3 separate regions of the Mus musculus genome follow, and all the other regions are linked to region 1. Evidence: chromatin loops called from intact Hi-C (ENCODE). Cell type or tissue: gastrocnemius. All regions are shown on one strand. Links, peaks and the distances in the headings refer to the core of each region. The heading gives the core; the rest is flanking DNA.

Evidence for each region. Peaks named below come from ENCODE experiments on the same cell type or tissue, not always from the same donor. Only the 100,000 strongest peaks of a DNase experiment are listed, where the experiment ranks them.
Region 2: a loop joins it to region 1, with 6 times the contacts of the local background. A loop is called at or near these places in 14 of 42 quality-filtered maps.
Region 3: a loop joins it to region 1, with 2.6 times the contacts of the local background. A loop is called at or near these places in 11 of 42 quality-filtered maps.

What each region holds. Positions count from the first base shown.
Region 1 is chr8:105,478,946-105,486,886 of GRCm38, forward strand. Zdhhc1 (zinc finger, DHHC domain containing 1) reads right to left here. Exons shown (of 14, transcript NM_175160.5): 3 at 6,517-6,563; 4 at 5,244-5,482; 5 at 4,596-4,838. The coding sequence starts at 4,838. Among named protein-coding and RNA genes, the nearest start is that of Tppp3, 11 kb to the left of the region's middle. In gastrocnemius, for the core only: CTCF peaks have their summits at 2,705, 4,766 and 5,617 (motif pointing right); DNase peaks (open chromatin) are centred at 2,706, 3,150, 4,750 and 5,629; H3K4me3 peaks cover 210 bases; H3K27ac peaks cover 2,421 bases.
Region 2 is chr8:105,552,298-105,556,297 of GRCm38, forward strand. The region is part of intron 1 of Atp6v0d1 (ATPase, H+ transporting, lysosomal V0 subunit D1); the gene reads right to left. Among named protein-coding and RNA genes, the nearest start is that of Atp6v0d1, 12 kb to the right of the region's middle. In gastrocnemius, for the core only: a CTCF peak has its summit at 1,990 (motif pointing left); DNase peaks (open chromatin) are centred at 1,988 and 3,099; H3K27ac peaks cover 1,254 bases.
Region 3 is chr8:105,531,792-105,535,791 of GRCm38, forward strand. The region is part of intron 2 of Atp6v0d1 (ATPase, H+ transporting, lysosomal V0 subunit D1); the gene reads right to left. Among named protein-coding and RNA genes, the nearest start is that of Hsd11b2, 15 kb to the left of the region's middle. In gastrocnemius, for the core only: CTCF peaks have their summits at 177 (motif pointing right) and 2,380 (motif pointing left); DNase peaks (open chromatin) are centred at 189, 1,882 and 2,376; H3K4me3 peaks cover 368 bases; H3K27ac peaks cover 3,034 bases.

The DNA.
Region 1 (7,941 bases), core at 2,325-6,324:
GACTCAGTCCGTACTCTGCAAACCAGGAGTCCCACCCACTCTCCTGTCCTTTACATCTGTGCTATGCTCTCCTGCCCCATAGGAGTTCCCTCACCAAGCTCCTGTATCAGACCCCTGTACCCTCCATCAAAAAGTCACATGATAACGGAGTCCAAAAACCAGTAGTTCTTAACTACTGCCACTGAGGCCAAATGGCCTTGGCCTTAACATTTCAGGCCAAGTACAAGCCAGTTTGTGAAGGAGACTAAAAGACATCACCTTCTAAAGTCCAGAGACTGTAGCTGAAATTCTGAGCTTGTTTCTCTTGCTTTCACAGGAAGCTACTTCCGAGACGGAAGTAACTGCTCCCTTCCAATAGCCAGGGCCAGATGGAGAGCCACTTGCAGATGGAGAGCCACTTGCAGACAGGGTTCATCTACTTGTAGCTTCCCCCCACCTCAGGTCCAGGTCCTTGGCCCTCAGCTGGGGCTTACATGTCTGGGCTGGCCTTACATGTTTAGCGTTAGCCAGGGCACCAGAGCTAACTCCTGGCACTGAGATGAAGCTTTCCCAGGACTTAGCTAAGCCAGACACAGGAAATGAGTATGCTACCTACTGGCTGCAAAATATATACACAAACTCACCAACAGGTTCCACCTGCTAGCCAGGCAGACAGCATCCCTCTGTCACTCAGGACCTACGCATGATTCATCCTTTACCCATCCACTGTCCTACATCCTTACCGTCACTCAGTAGCCAGATTCCTCTACCTGTCGGAATGAGCCAGGCTCTTCCAGAAGTTGCTGTACAGAGCTCAAAGAGCCAAATGGAAGCTCAGCCCTGAGCTCTCTGTCCTCACGGCCAATGCTATTGGTCAGCTCTTCACCTCTTGCCTGGGTTACTTAAGAACCTCACACTCTTCTCCACAGTCTACCCTGTATGGGTTCCAGAAATGAGCTTTCAAAAGCCTACACTTAAGCTCTTCCCTGCATCAAGGCCTACAGTGGCTCCAAGTGGCTCTCTAGCTGAAGTTCATGCATCAGCCAGGGGCCAAAGCTGGCCTTCCTCTGGCTTCTCCCAACTCTAGACACTTGGTGTGGGCAAACATTGAGCTGCCTGCTTTCCCAGCTTCCCTCACGGGCTCATTCACTCAGCTGAATGCACAGGTCTTTCCTCTGTGCCAGGCACGTTGGCCCTGAGCTCTAAGAACCCTGCTGCATGACAGAAAGCACAAACAACAGGTCAGTTAGAGGAGAGGATATGTATTTGTATCTGATGACTTTATCTAGCTCAACAGAATCTGGAAGACTTCTCTGAAGAAGTGTCATCTCAGCTGAGATATGGAAAAAAATGTATAACAGGGCCTTGGAAGGCAAGGCAGAGGGCAAGGACTGGGGCTAAGCGCTATAGGAACAGGAGAGGTGTTAATCAGAGGAGTGGCCAAATTATTGTCCCAGCTCATGATTATCAGATAATAATGACGGTCCATGCTTCCAAAATCTGAGCTCTCAAGGGAAACAATAACATAATTCTAGGCTTCCATGTGAGCTCTCCCAATGTTAAATGTTAAAGAAATAAAAGATCTCAAAACATGTAGAGGACCTGTGCAGTTTGGGTATTAATGATTCCATAATTTCCCAAGCAGATTGGCCCATTCATCTGTCACTTCTTGACCTCTGATCGGCTGGGTGGTGAGCAAGGGCTTCTAGAAAGACACCACTGTTGTCAAAACGGGGAAATAAAAGGAAGCTGAATAGACAGGAAGACTGCACATGGAGAAAGCCATGCAGACCTAACGAGATCTTCAGCCTCGTTTAAGGCAGGAAAAAGATTTTGAGCTGGTGAAACATTATCAGAGGGTGTGTGTGTGTGTGTGTGTGTGTGTGTGTGTGTGTGTGTGTGTGTTTGTGTGTGTGTTTTGAAAGAGTGCTCTGGCTCTGTAGGGACAAAAATGTCCAGGAGAAAGGGAGAGGAGAGGGGGAGGGGGCAGACATCAAGAAAGAGAAAGGTGGGTGAGCTGTGTGTGAGACAGAGTTGTAAGAGTGCTTTGCCTGCAGCTGTAGGTAGCCAGGAGCAGGGGCACACAGGGGAGAGTTACTTGGTCAGGGAGGCAGAGAGCAGTGGGAAGGGAAGGTGGGAAGCTGGGGTGGGGGGGAGGGGAGGTAAACTCTGCAGTGTGATGACTGGCTGTCAGCAGGGGAGGAAAGGGGAGCCACACATGAATGCAGGAAGCTGGGAGAAGGAGGCTGCAAGCACCAAGAATGCTGCCTGCCGGATGTGTGCCAGACTAGACTGTGGTCTGAGCCCTTTCCAACATTTACATGGGGTGTGACCAATGTGTCCAACCCCCCTCCCATCTCCCCTCCACCTGGCCCCTAAACACCCAGAGCTCATCTTTGCATTCCTGAAGCCTAGGGCCATTCTAGGCCCACAGTGGGGAATTGGTACCCACGTCATTCCTAAGGGGTCCTGAAAGCCTGCTTAATGAAAGGACACTGAGGGAACCATAGAGCCCTGGTCAGGCTGCCAGACTAGGGGCTCTTGAAGTTCCCACATGGCTCAAAAAAAGAGAAAACAGTCCACTTCCTCAGCCTGAGCAGCCCATCTGGCCTCACTGGGTACTAGTTGTGTGACCTCAGAAAGTCACCATCCTGTCTGAGCACCTTTCTTCAGAAGGTCTTGAGTGAGAACTGTCTCCCGTATGTTCATATGTTCACTTGGCCACCACCTGGTGGCGCTGTTGGGGGGGTTATAGAACCTCTGTGAAAAGGACATCCTTGTGGGCAGGCTTTGAGGCTTAACAGCCTTGTTCTGCTTTCCAAGTGCAGCTAAGGTGTGCTCAGCCAGCTTCCGGCTCCGACCTCCTGCCTGCCTCCGGTACACCTTTCCCACAATTGCGAACAATACCTAACCTTCTGGAACCATGAGCTAAAATAAACTCTTTCTTCCATCAGTTGCTTTGGGCCACGGTATTTCATCACAGCAAGAGAAACATAACTAATATGCTTCCTTAGTGGGGAGAATACCTTCCCCACAGGGCTATCAGCCGGACTAGTAGAGACCGTCCCTGTCTGGTGTTTGGCAAACGGAAGTGGCTTATTTACTGCTACTTGCTGATGCTCTCGCTCCTCACCAGGTGGTCACTCCTCTGGGTCCCCGATGCCCTGCAGGTGGGCCCCTGGGTAACCCAGTCAGTGATGGAATTATTCCAGACCACAGGAGAATGTCCCACCTAACCACACTAAGGCCCATGGTCACCTTAAGAACAGTCATTTCCCATTCATTCACCAAGTTGATGGTCTAGCCTTGGGCTCTTGTGAACCAGGAAGGCCCCAGTGACTCTGCCAGTGTCTGAGGTGACAATCTTCTCTAGAGTTCCTTTATTCAGCTGCTGTTGTCACTCGACATCCCAGGGCTCGGGGCCGAGAGCGCACACGTGCATTAACAGTTAAAGCTCTTCATGGCCATGCGCTTCCTAAGATGCCGTCATTCTCAACCCCGCCCTTGGAAGCAAATGGAACCCTTCCTGTGTGACAGAGGAGGCTGAACCAGGGGGCTTGAGAAGCTGCTCTGGCCAGCACAGCCCACAGGAGCACAGGAGGCTGAGCCGAGACCAGGGCTCTCCAGCTTCTTTCTCTTCTTTCTTTCTTTCTTTCTTTCTTTCTTTCTTTCTTTCTTTCTTTTTCTTTCTTTCTTTCCTTCCTTCCTTCTTTCTTTCTTTTCTTTTCTCTTTCTTTCTTTCTTTCTTTCTTTCTTTCTTTCTTTCTTTCTTCCTTCCTTCCTTCCTTCCTTCCCTTCCTTCCTTCCTTCCTTCCTTCCTTCCTTCCTTCCTTCCTTCCTTCTCTCTCTCTCTCTCTCTCTCTCTCTCTCTCTCTCTCTCTCTCAGAAATCTTCTTCAGGAGGCTGATGGCAGCAGAGAGAAATAGGAACTCCCTACACAGGGGCACACAGAGGCTACTGCACCCTACACCCCCTGCACCCAGCCTTGTAGGTCTTTGGGGCTGTGGTCAGGACTGGAACAGTCTATACTATAAGACTCAAGCAAATTAGTGTTTGCACTGTTCCCAGGGGCTTGAAGGACATATCTGTGCCACTTTTTGGCACAAGCACCCTCATCCTAAAATCAATAAGCGTGTAAATAGTCTCAGGCATAGCAAAATAATGTGATTATAAATAAAACCACATTTTAAGTATACCAAGAAACTTATATGGAAAAACTATACCATGACAAATTCTTTCACAAGTGGAGTCATTGCTCGCAAACTTGCTGTCTCAAATGAGGACTGGATCCAGGACCTTACACATGCCAGGCAAGCACTCTACCAACTGAGCTACCTCCCCAACCCCTAACACACCCTTCCTGTAGCCCAGGTATAACGAGTCTGAAGAAGCTTTAGGGCCCTGTGAGACCGTCTCTGGTGTTTTAAGTGCTCTGAGAAACGCAGGGGCTGTCCACTTGCTTTTACCAGAGGAAGGGTCACGTTACAAGTTGAAGCCTGGCAGAGAATCAACTGAGTCAACCCTGCTCTACCTCACATGCACCCAGCTTCAGGCTTCTGTTTTTTTCCAACTATCCATCTCCCCAACTTTTCCAGTCCCATATATTCCAAGGATACAGCATAGCCAGCAGGCACCCAGTGGTGAGGCAAGAGGGGAACAAGGACCCCAAAGCCAATCACCGCGAAGAAGAGGTAGAGCAGCCAGGCCACAATCTGGAGCGGGTGGGGCGGCCAGCTCCATCCATTCCTTCGAGAGCGCTGGCCCTGCAGTTCTGGGGAAGGCCCACTGTCCTGTGAGGGCGCTGTCCACACACTCTTCTCGGGGGCTGTCTTGTTGGAGGGTTTGTTGCAGATGTTCATCTCCAGAGGGAGAAGAGTAGAGAGCATTAGGCCTAAAAAGGTCCGATGGGAGCACAGGGGCCTGGCTACAGCCAGGATTTAGCAGGATGGCAGGGACTGGCAGGGGCTATACACTCTGCAGGGAAACCTGGGGTCTTAGCCTAATTAAAATATGCAGTTGGGGGCAGGGTGGTAATAAAGTACTGTCCCAAAACTCAAGAGCAGATTCTGACCCCAGCCTCGCCAGGTCATGGGAGGAGGGTCCAGAGTTATTCAAAGGACACCGTGTGGCTGCCTGTTACTCAAAGTGTCCTGTCTCTGCAGCCATAAGAGTGAAACTCAATAAGACATGTTCTCATCTGGTAACAATATCAGGCTGGGGCCAGAGCGATGAGAACACATGCTGATTCTGTTAGGATTAGTCACCTCCGTCCTGAGATCCAAATCAAGTGTCAGAGAGGGGGGCCCCTTCTTCTTTGCTGAAGGAAACAGGCAGTGGGGGTGTTCAGAGAGAGCTGGCCTCACTGCTCACTGCTTGGCAGGCACATAATCCCTTTAGGACCAGGGACCAACAACTTCTCCCCTGGGCTTCAGAGGGGTTCTTTCTGGTTTCTCAGCTGGGGATGAGCCCGCACACAAGAGAAGGGAGGACTCTTCTTTGATTCCTTCAAGCAGAACAAATGAGCATGTTTCTCCCAGTCACTCTGGGCCTGATTTACTCAGAAGGGTGAAGGTCTAATGTCCTTTCACTCACTAAGAAAGCTACAAGAAAAGCCAGGCCTTGGCCAGAACCAGACCACCAGAGGGCAGCAACCCCCTACCCTGCCCTGCCTTGCTGAAGCCCAGTTGCTGACCAAGACTCCCACAGAGCAGGGGACTAGCCTGTTCTTACAGGAGAAAGAGCCCTATCTACCAGTGTCTTCTGGGCAGACAAACCAGGCAGGCAGTGTTATGCCTGGGAAAACAGGACAGGTCTGAGCGCTTGGTGGGAAGGCCAGGAGCTGGCAGTTAGGCAGTCTTTTCCAGAGCCCTGACCCACAATCAGCAAACGCTAATACGGTTTGGTTGGAATCTGAAATGCCCCTCACAGGCTCAGGTTACAAATGTCTGATTTCAAGCTAGAGATGCTGTTTTGGGGAGCTTCTGGAAACTCGGGGAGATAGGACTATTAGAGGGAATGGAGATGGCTTTACCGGTGTTATTCCTGCCTACCTCCTGCCTTGCCACTGCCTGGGTAGCTATGATGTGACAGCTTCCACCACCATGAAATGGGCTGTTCTGCCATGATAGGTTAGAGCCCCTGAGACAATGAGGAGTAATCTTTGCGTCCTTGGGTTCTTCTGTCTGTCAGCTGCAGTCATTGCAGCCGCACAACAGTAGAAAATAAACTGAATGAGGAAAAGAGGCACCTCAAGCACCTGGGCTTCTGCTCGGATGACCTGACCTCCTGACCAGAGTGCAGCTGCATCTTCCCGCCCACTACAGCATCCCCTAATAGAGGAAGATTGCCCTGGGGTCCCAGGTGGAGTCAGGGCCCCTTATGTTCAGTCCCTATTGCGAGTGTGGCTGCAGTTGCGAACACTCTGCCATCCCTGATCTACCATTTTGCTACTCTAGCTTCCCTTGAAGACAGTGGCCATGTTATAATACAGTCACCTCTGCCCCCGGTGTCTCCTCCCCCAAGATTCAGGAGCTATACCTTGTACGTAGTAGATGCTCAGTGAATGTTCGCTGACGTGAAAACATCTGAAATAAAGCCAAATATGAATAAGTTAACTGATGTATAATTCTGGCCAACCAAGGTGACTAAGGTGCTACCATCGTGCTCTGACTCCATTTTGCGGCTGCTCGGTTTTCAGCCCTCTATCTGTCCAACGGTCACATCTGCCTTGGCAGCACTCTTGGGGTTTCCATGACCCTGACCATAGTCCAAAATAATTAGTGTTTATACAAACATAAACTAAAATAACTGAAAATATAAATGAAATTAATTGTCGTGTTGTGTCTGAAATAACTACTATGTTCTGACTACACAAATGTTTCAAGGTTACTCTGACCTCACCTAATATTGATGTAATTGTGGTTTATGGGTTTTCCTTTAAAAACACTACACCCTGAGCTTCAGTGCTAAGACACTTTGAGGTGTGAACCTCTCTCTGTCAACAATCAAAATTAAAGAACTCTTATACTCTCTTACAAGGCAGTGTGCCTGTCTGTTCTGCCTTCAGTCCTCCTAGCTCTCCCCTTCCACGTGGCCATGACAATTACTCAGTGACATACCTTTTAACCCTACATCCTCTGCCAACTGGCTGTCACCCCAACTACTGGACATTCACTCATAGTCACACTTCCCTCAGCCCTCCTAAGGCTGAGAGATTCCTGCAGGCCAAGCAAGCGTGTGAAGTCATCTCTGAATGGTCTCATCTCAAAGCTAAATGGAGTGACCTTTGTTTAGTTCTGAGACTTAGGTCAAGTCCTCTGATCCCTTAGCCCATCTTCGATAAGAAGTACATAGGATAGGAGATTCCCTGGCTTTGAAGGAAACAGGTCTAGTGTCTTAGGGTTTTCATTGCTGGAAAGAGACACCATGACAAAAGCAAGTCTTATAAAGGACAAAATTTAATTGGGGCTGGCTTATAGTTTCAGAGGTTCAGTCTATTATCATCATGGCAGAAAGCATGGCAACATCAGGCAGACATGGTGCTGGAGAAGGACCTAGAGTTCTACATCTTGATCCAAAGGCAGCCGGAAGACTGTCTTCCAGGCAGCTAGGAAAAGTGTCTCAGAGCCCACCCTCACAGTGATACACTTCCTCCAACAAGGCCACACCTACTCCAAAAAGACCACAACTCCTAATAGTGCCACTTAAAACACAGACTTGGGCCAAGCATATTTAACCCAGGACGACTAAGTTTGGCTTTGGCTTTGCACTTATTAGCCAAGAGGACTGGAATTCCTCGTCTAAAAAGTAGGGGTATGGATGCCTCCCAGAGTGCATAGATCAGTGATCCTGCTGGCAAATCCTACATGGAAATGTTCACTTCATAGTAAATGTAATTGTGTTAACCAGCTCTCTGGTTTGTCTCCTATTTCTAGGCTTCAAGACAATCAAATGTGTTCCTGT
Region 2 (4,000 bases), core at 1-4,000, 71 kb after region 1:
ATTCTTTCCACTAACCACCCTTACTGAGTCAGGGGCTAAATAAACACAGGTATAGCCCAGGGAGCCTTGAATAAACAAATTAAATAGTAAATGAAGGGAAAAAGAGAGAATCTAGAATAATTGGACCTGAAGAACTAAAACAGGTGTCAGGAGACTATGAGTAAGTCCTTTGGCTTTAGCTGGGACCTAATTTCTCAGATAAAATAAGAAGGTTGGATGAGTTACCTCAGGAACCTATCTGCCATATCCTAGTCTGGTCAGGCCCAGGTCATTCTGACACCCTGTAACACAACCTTCAAAGGCCACTCAAAGGTTCAGGTTAGATTGGTGGCCTAGGCAGCAGTGAAGCAGTCTTGGCAGGGCTAGTAGCAGATACAGGAAAGACACTGGGGAAGTCTAAAGCCTTCAGAATACAGCAGCAACAAGACAAGCAAGAAGGAAGGGGGCCTCATCTACCAACCAAATATGAAGTCTTAGATGAGATCAAGTCCTGAATCCATTGCCTGAATGTCCAAAGTCAAGTACCCTTGGCTAGACCAGGCAGAGCTGGCTAGGTTAACAGTGTCCAGCAACCAGTAAGGGCTTTTCCTACGAGAACCTTTCCTCTGCTGAAAGTCAGCCAGTCTGTCCTCAGATGGTTAGTCCAGTCCAGGCCTCTGAGCACACATTCATAGTCCATCAGGGAAACTACAGGATGCTGGGTATGAATAGGCAGAAAAGCCATCTAGGTTGTGAAATAGCAGTCTAGCTAAAGTGATCTTTCATTTTCCTGTCTTCTTAAAGGGAACAGGGAGACAAAGGAAGTCAATCTTGCAATACTGGCTAAGCAGAAGCACCAACCTCACTGGAAAGGCATTCAAGTGAGAGCAGAGGGGAACAACAACAAAAATAAAGAATTGTGAGTTACCTATTAATGACTCCATGTTGGTATAATGATAGAGCCAACATTTCTTTTTTTTTTTTTAAGCTGGGGCTAATGTTTTTATTCAGAATAAAACACTATCAGAATATAAAAATAAAGGGAGCATAGTAAAGATTAAAGAGCACAGGCATTGTATTAAATCACTTAGAGGTGTCACTTGAGGGTGTTTGTTGTTTCTGTTTATTCAGACAGCAGTAATTATCAAATTATGAATCAAACTATTCATTGCAAATTTAACAGTGACCATTGGTGGCTGGGTGTTGTGGCGCACGCCTTTAGTCCCAGCACTCAGGAGGCAGAGGCAGTTGGATTTCTGAGTTCGAGGCCAGCCTGGTCTACAAAGTGAGTTCCAGGACAGCCAGGGCTACACAGAGAAACCTTCTCGGAAAAAAAAAAAAAAGAGTAACCAGAGCCAACATTTCTTACGTGGAGTTTAGTACCATGCTTAGTTCTCTCAGAGTCACTTACACATATGGATATGCCACACACATGCCTAAGTGTCCTTCTTAGAGTTCCAAAGGGAACTGAAGAGAGTCTATACTATGGATGAGTTCTGGGTAGATCCAGCAAGGGGAGAACCACCAAGGGTGAATTGCTCATGAAGGGTATATTTCTAGGAGACTGAAAAGCAAGGCCTCGGCCCCTGGGGAACCTTAAGGTCCTATTTGAAACCCCCAAGACATCTTAAGAGCTCGTAAACTAGTACACTGCAATGGCTGCTGCTCCAAGTCTGACACCTGCCAGATGATCTAGATGCAAGTAAATGCAGACAGTGTATTAGTCACGGTCAGAGCATCCTGTACCAGGCTTCAGGACAGAGAATGATATCAGAGAATGTCCTTGGTCTTCTTCCTATGCTTGGAATATGGGACACAGAGGGAAAAGAGTAGAAAGAAACAAACAGGAAACACTAAACCCTATACCTAATCTGGGAGGCTAACTGTGGACTCAGTGACAGAAGAGCCCAGGACAGAACCCTAAAGGACACCAGCCATAGACAGGTACAGCAGAACCATGCTGCACCTCCATCCAGGCTCTTAGTGGCAGAGTGGTCCTAGTGCACCCTCTTGTGGACAAAGGAATGATGGTTTATGGACAACCATGAGGGGGTTGGCTCTTGGCAAGAAGAGGGTGTTCCATCTCCAGTTCTCACTCAACACATTCTTCCAATGTCATCATGCCTCAGACTCTAGGTCTCCATCTCCCCCAACCATCAGACCCTGCAGGTGTGAAACTGCTGACACCTGCAGAGAGGTGCAGACATGTATCATAAACAATGGAAATTTAGGGGGGCTGGAGAGCAGCTTAAAGCACTTGAACTTGTAAAGGACCCAAACTCACACTTGAACTTGTAAAGGACCCAAACTCAATTCCTAGCACATATATGATGGGTTCTAACCATACCTAACTACAGTTCAATGAAATCCAATGCTCTCTTTTGACCATGTATGTACACGGTACATATATGTACATACATACATACATGCAGGTAAAACAGTCATACACATTTTTAAGAAAATGAATAAAGGCCGGGAGTGGTGGCACACACCTTTATTCCTAGCACTTGGAAGGCAGAGGCAGGCAAATTTCTGAGTTTGAGGCTAGCCTGGTCTACAAAGTGAATTCCAGGACAGCCAAGGAAGGCTACAGAGAAACCCTGGGACTGGAGTTACAAGACAATTTTGAGTTGCTATGTGGGTACTGGGAATTGAACCTGGGTCTTCTAAAAAAGTTAGTGTTTTTAATCACTTATCCATCTTTCTATCCCTATTCCATGTTTTTTATTCTTAAATTCAAACAGCAGAAGAAAACATAAATTAGCCATTGAAAACTTTCCTCCCTCCTAGCCTCTCTAGACAGCGTAGGGCCTTTGCTTCCAAATGCTTGTTCACATGCATGCCTTCTAGTGTTTGACTACAGTAGGATTACGCTCAATGGCTTACAACTTTGCCCCTAACAATATATTTCTAAATCAGCACTTAGAAAACTTCCTCTAGTGTTCTACCGTAAGGGCACTAAACACTACAACTGTGGGGCCGTGAACTGTGCAGAGGCAGCCTGGTTCCTGATGGAGCACAGGCCTGGAACCCAGGACACTTGGTGGGTGGTGACTTCCGCCTTCATGGGACAATGGGAGTTCAGCCATGCCTCCTGGGCCCCAGGCTCCAGTAGCAGCTACAGCATCCCACAGCCCCCTGCAGAGAGGTGTGTGGCCATCAGTCACTTAGGCAATGCCCCAAGCTCCAGGTATTGTCTGGACTCCACCCCCATGGTTACAGGGCAATAGCCAGGTATGCTCCTCCCCACAGTTACCTAGCAACATCCAGGATGGCACAGCCCACTATAAAAGGAGCTACTTGCCCCTCCTCGATCTTTTACCTCTTATTCTCTTGCTTTTACTCATGCTCCCTTTGCTCCCCTCCCCTCTCCCCCCTTCTTCTCCCCCCCCTCCACGTGGCCATGGCCGCCCTCTGCCTTTCTACAATAAAGGCCTTAAATAAATAAATTTAAATAAATAAAAAATAAATAAATAAATTTAAATAAATAAAAATTTAAATAAATAATAAATAAATAAATAAATAAATAAATAAATAAAGGCTGTCTCATCTCATCGGGACCCTCAGTGCTGGAGCAATGGAGCAGGTCTTCCCCTAACCTAACCTCCCACAGGGAGACCTCTCTGAGTAAGATCACTGACTGCTCTTCCGAAGGTCCTGAGTTCAAATCCCAGCAACCACATGATGGCTCACAACCATCTGTACAGCTACAGTGTACTCATATATATTAAATAAATAAATAAATAAATAATTAAGTCTTAACTCTCATCCCTCTTGAGCAGTAGTGCTTCTGAGGTCTCCATGGCCTTCCACACACCAGCAGGACATCTATCTACTCAGACACAATACTTCAGTATCTATTCAGACACAATATTACCCCTACACACACTTCATGTTTTCTACTCCTGGTTGCAAGATTGATACCCTGTAGTTTTGTTCTAATGTGTCTAACACCACTAGTTCTCTGGAGGCAGGAGCTAAGGCAGAAGCCATGAAGGAGTGCTGTTTACTGGTTTGCTCT
Region 3 (4,000 bases), core at 1-4,000, 51 kb after region 1:
GCAGACTGCAGAGCCCCACTGTGAACACAAAAAAATACACTACTCTTTAGAGCCAGTTCAAGCAATTACTCAGGAGGACCTGAATGAGATACAGAAGCAGGTCTGATTCAAGTCAGTTCTAGGCTTAGTCTCATAGGCTTGCCCTGCAATCGGATACTCTGTGCACCATGGACAGCAGAGGGGGCTGTGGAGCTGGGGAGGGTGGGGCTGCCTAGTTAAGACTTGGCAAGGAACAACTAAGACAACTTGTCTCCAACTGAAAAGCAGAGCCAAAGAGGAGCTAGGACAGAAAGTTTTGTGTACTCACCTATGGGGATGAGGTAGTAGGGGAAAAGGGAAGGTATAAAGAATAGGAGGAGCCGGGTAGTCCCAACTATTATCCATCCTGTTACAAGTAGTAAACTATGAGTATAGAGGAAGTGGAGAATGTCCTTAAAGGCTAAGCTGGGCCTTGGAAGGGTAAGGACTAAAAATGGAGGCTACTGTCAATCTGGCCCTGGACATAGTTCTTGTTCTGTTTCTGGGAGGTCCAGAGCTAGGCTCTATCCCTGTAACAAATCCTTGTACCTAAGTCTGAGACTTTACCAAGGAAAGGCCTTGGTAGGAGGTGGGGCTCAGTACCAAAGGAATAAAAGGAAAAAGGTGGTGGCCCAGTGTATCAGTCACTGTGGTACTCCTATAAGCCCCTCAAAATACCTGAGTTTTGTCTCAGCCTAACCCATACTCCTTGTGCTTGATGAACACAGCTCCCACTCAATTCAATGCCACTTTAACCTCTAGTCTCCTGGGCCTGGGGCTAGGCAGCTGATCTCTTTCCATACCCAATCTAGATGGTTCATTACAGAATATGCACTGAGAAGAGTCACACCTCACCTTCCAAAAACAAGGGTCTCAAGCAAGATCCATCTGTAATTGCAAGCTAAAAGGAACATATGGCCAGCCTCTTGTCCTTGACCCCACAGAACTGGCAGTTAACTTCCACCCACTCCAGCCATACTAAAACTAATGTCTTCCTAAGACATCCAGAGAGACCTCACCCCAGAGATAAGAATGCCTTTTCCCCTCATATCCCCTTTTGATATGCTGAAGAACAACAGCATATCTCTGGAACTTACATTATTCAAGTGATTCTATGTGACCTTACTGCCACAACAGATAAAACACCTATGGCTACCTTTAGCCAAAGCTTTTGTTTGTTTGTTTGTTTGTTTGCTTGTTTTGAGATGTGGTTTCTCCGTATGGCTCTGGCTGCCCTGGAACTCACTTTGTAGACCAGGCTGGCCTCAAACTCAGAAATCCGCCTGCCTCTGCCTCCCAGTGCTGGGATTAAAGGCGTGCGCCACCACGCCCGGCTTAGCCAAAGCTTTATGTTTTAGCTCTAAACTCCCACCTCTGTCTCTCAGAGAGACCCCACAACCCCAGTTTCCTTAGTCTAAACTTTTCCTTCCCCCTTGTGCCCACAAGCCAGGGTCTCTGTTTATCTGTTTAGGCTAGGGACAAGACTGGAATAAGACTGTCTGAGTACTTCTAAGAGCCCTGGACCAGCCTCAGAAGAAAGCCCTGTAGGGAAATGCTGCCACCTGACTTCACTGCTATACCTCTAGTGAGTAGAAGAAACCAGCTGTAGTTCATGGTTCAGCTCTGACACTGTATGCAGAAGTCAGTAGTAGCTCTCCCCTCCCTTCTAGCTTCCCCAAACCTCTCCTTGCTATAAGCCTTAGTTGAGTACAGAGAAAAATGCTGGGCCAAGTTAGGGCCACTCACAATCACAGCACTCAGCCCCTTCTAACTCCTCCTTCTACACAGGCCAGGCCAGCCTGTATCCTGTGCCAGGCTGAGTACTTCCCTCCCCGGGGCCAACTCTAAGATTGCTTCAGTGGAGGCCCCTGCTTTCCCTTCCTGTACAGCAAGGCTCAGGATCGTCTTTCCTGGGAGATGGAAGGCAGGACAGGCCTGGCAGAGATAAGACCCAGCCATATGCCTTCCTACCTTCAGCAAACAGGAAACCTCCCTCCTCTTTGCCTGGTCTTCAGAAATTGCCTCCCTGCCCCCAGAAAGCTGCTTTGCCATGTCTCCCCTCATTTGGCCTCAAAAGAGAGAATAAAGTTCCAGCTGGTCAGCATCTCCCTCCAGAGGAAGACAGCTGGGGAGTGGATGGCCCACTGCCTGCCAGGCCAAAGAGGCCCTTTTGGAGTGGGGGATGGGGGAAGGGGGTAGAGCAGTCTATAATCCTCTGCCCTAAGGCCCTCCCTTGCCCTGTGCCTCCAAATAGCTTGGAGTGGGAGAAGTTTCAGGCTACAGTTTAGGAAGCTACTTCCTTCAAGAAACCTTTAGAGTCCCTAGCCGACCCTGTCTCTCCACTGTGCCCTTTGGTGCCACCTGCTGGAGCAACATAGCTTTTCTGCACTTGGGCTGGCAGGCTGTGTATAACCAGGTACTTGTGCCAAATGGCCTATCTGCAGCCCCCACCAAGGAGCCTCATTTGTTGCTAGTGACATTATCTGTACTAAACTACATCTAGTTCCAAGGAACCCCACCCAGGGCTGAAAATGAACAGAAGTCTCTGCTATGACCTTTTCTACTTAGCACATTACCCCTTAAGCCTCAAGTTCCCCTTTGCAACCAGAATGAATGAGATGTGGACTACAGAAGAGTTAGTGAGGCTCTGACCATCTCCTCATTAAAATCCTGACCCTCCTCAAAGGCCCAGTTGAGTTATCCTATTTGATCTGAGCCTTTGGAATCCTGAAGGGTCCCTCATAGTCATGCTTTTTCCTAGGTCAGAAAGAACAGGGTCAGTGCTGGCTTCCTTTCCATCCTAAAGAGCAATAAGGGAACAACCCACAGCAGCCCGAGAGCCTCATTGGGAACAGTCAGGATAAGAAGGCCTGAGGAAACCCAGTGACCACTCTAGGACAATGAAGGGCCAACGTGAGGCAACATGGCCTCACTTAGGAGGTAAGAGATGCTTTGGGGACCCACTAGACATGTGAGACCATGTCCTGGGACAAAGGTTCCTTCCAGGTGTCCACTTCCACTGATGGTCATTCTCCCAGATAGTACAGGTTAAACCACACAATTTCTGCCAGTGGACACGTAGGCTACAGGCAATTGTTATACACCAGGGATGGCCCTTGCTTGAGACCTGCTTCATTTAAAAACAATGGCACTTAGGGGCCACCTGAAGATGTCCCAGAGACCAAGTTGACCCTCTACAAACAACTTTCCCAACTTCTCTTCCAAGGTTAGGGGGTTCTCCTGTGAGAAAATACCATGAAATGGGCCAAGTAAAAGTATCCTTCATGGCTAAAGAACCCTGAATGCAGGTTCTATCACAAGTTACAGGGCAAGTTAGGCCTGGTAACAGCCCTCATTTTAGCAGCATATTAAATGTGTTAGGATTGTGAATGTTGAGTAGGTCACCTAAAACTACACGCTGAGAGTCTACTTCACACAGACTGCCTGCTCTGTGGCAGGCACACAACCACCCCTGTTGTCACTGTCTGCCCCTCAGCACCACTCACTCTGCATCTGTGTAGTGCCCTCCTGGCCTGGCTCTGGACTCAGCCAAAGTTTTTTTCAGTCTAGATTCCCATCCTTATTAGTTCTTCCCTCAAACACCCACCTTCCTTCCTTCCTTCCTTCCTTCCTTCCTTCCTTCCTTCCTTTCTTCCTTTCTTTCTTCCTTTCTTTCTTTCTTCCTTTCTTTTTTTTTTTTTCCCGAGACAGGGTTTCTCTGTGTAGCCCTGGCTGTCCTGGAACTCACTTTGTAGACCAGGCTGGTCTTGAACTCAGAAATTTGCCTGCCTCTGCCTCCCGAGTGCTGGGATTAAAGGCGCGAGCCACTATGCCCGGCTTTAAACACCTTTCTTCTCAGCCAGTAGTCATTCCTTAAGGAAAGCAGTCATGTAGAAGGGTCAACCTGGTCTCTGGGACATCTTCAGGTGGCACCTAAGTGCCATTGTTTTTAAATGAAGCAGGTCTCTAACAAGGGCCATCC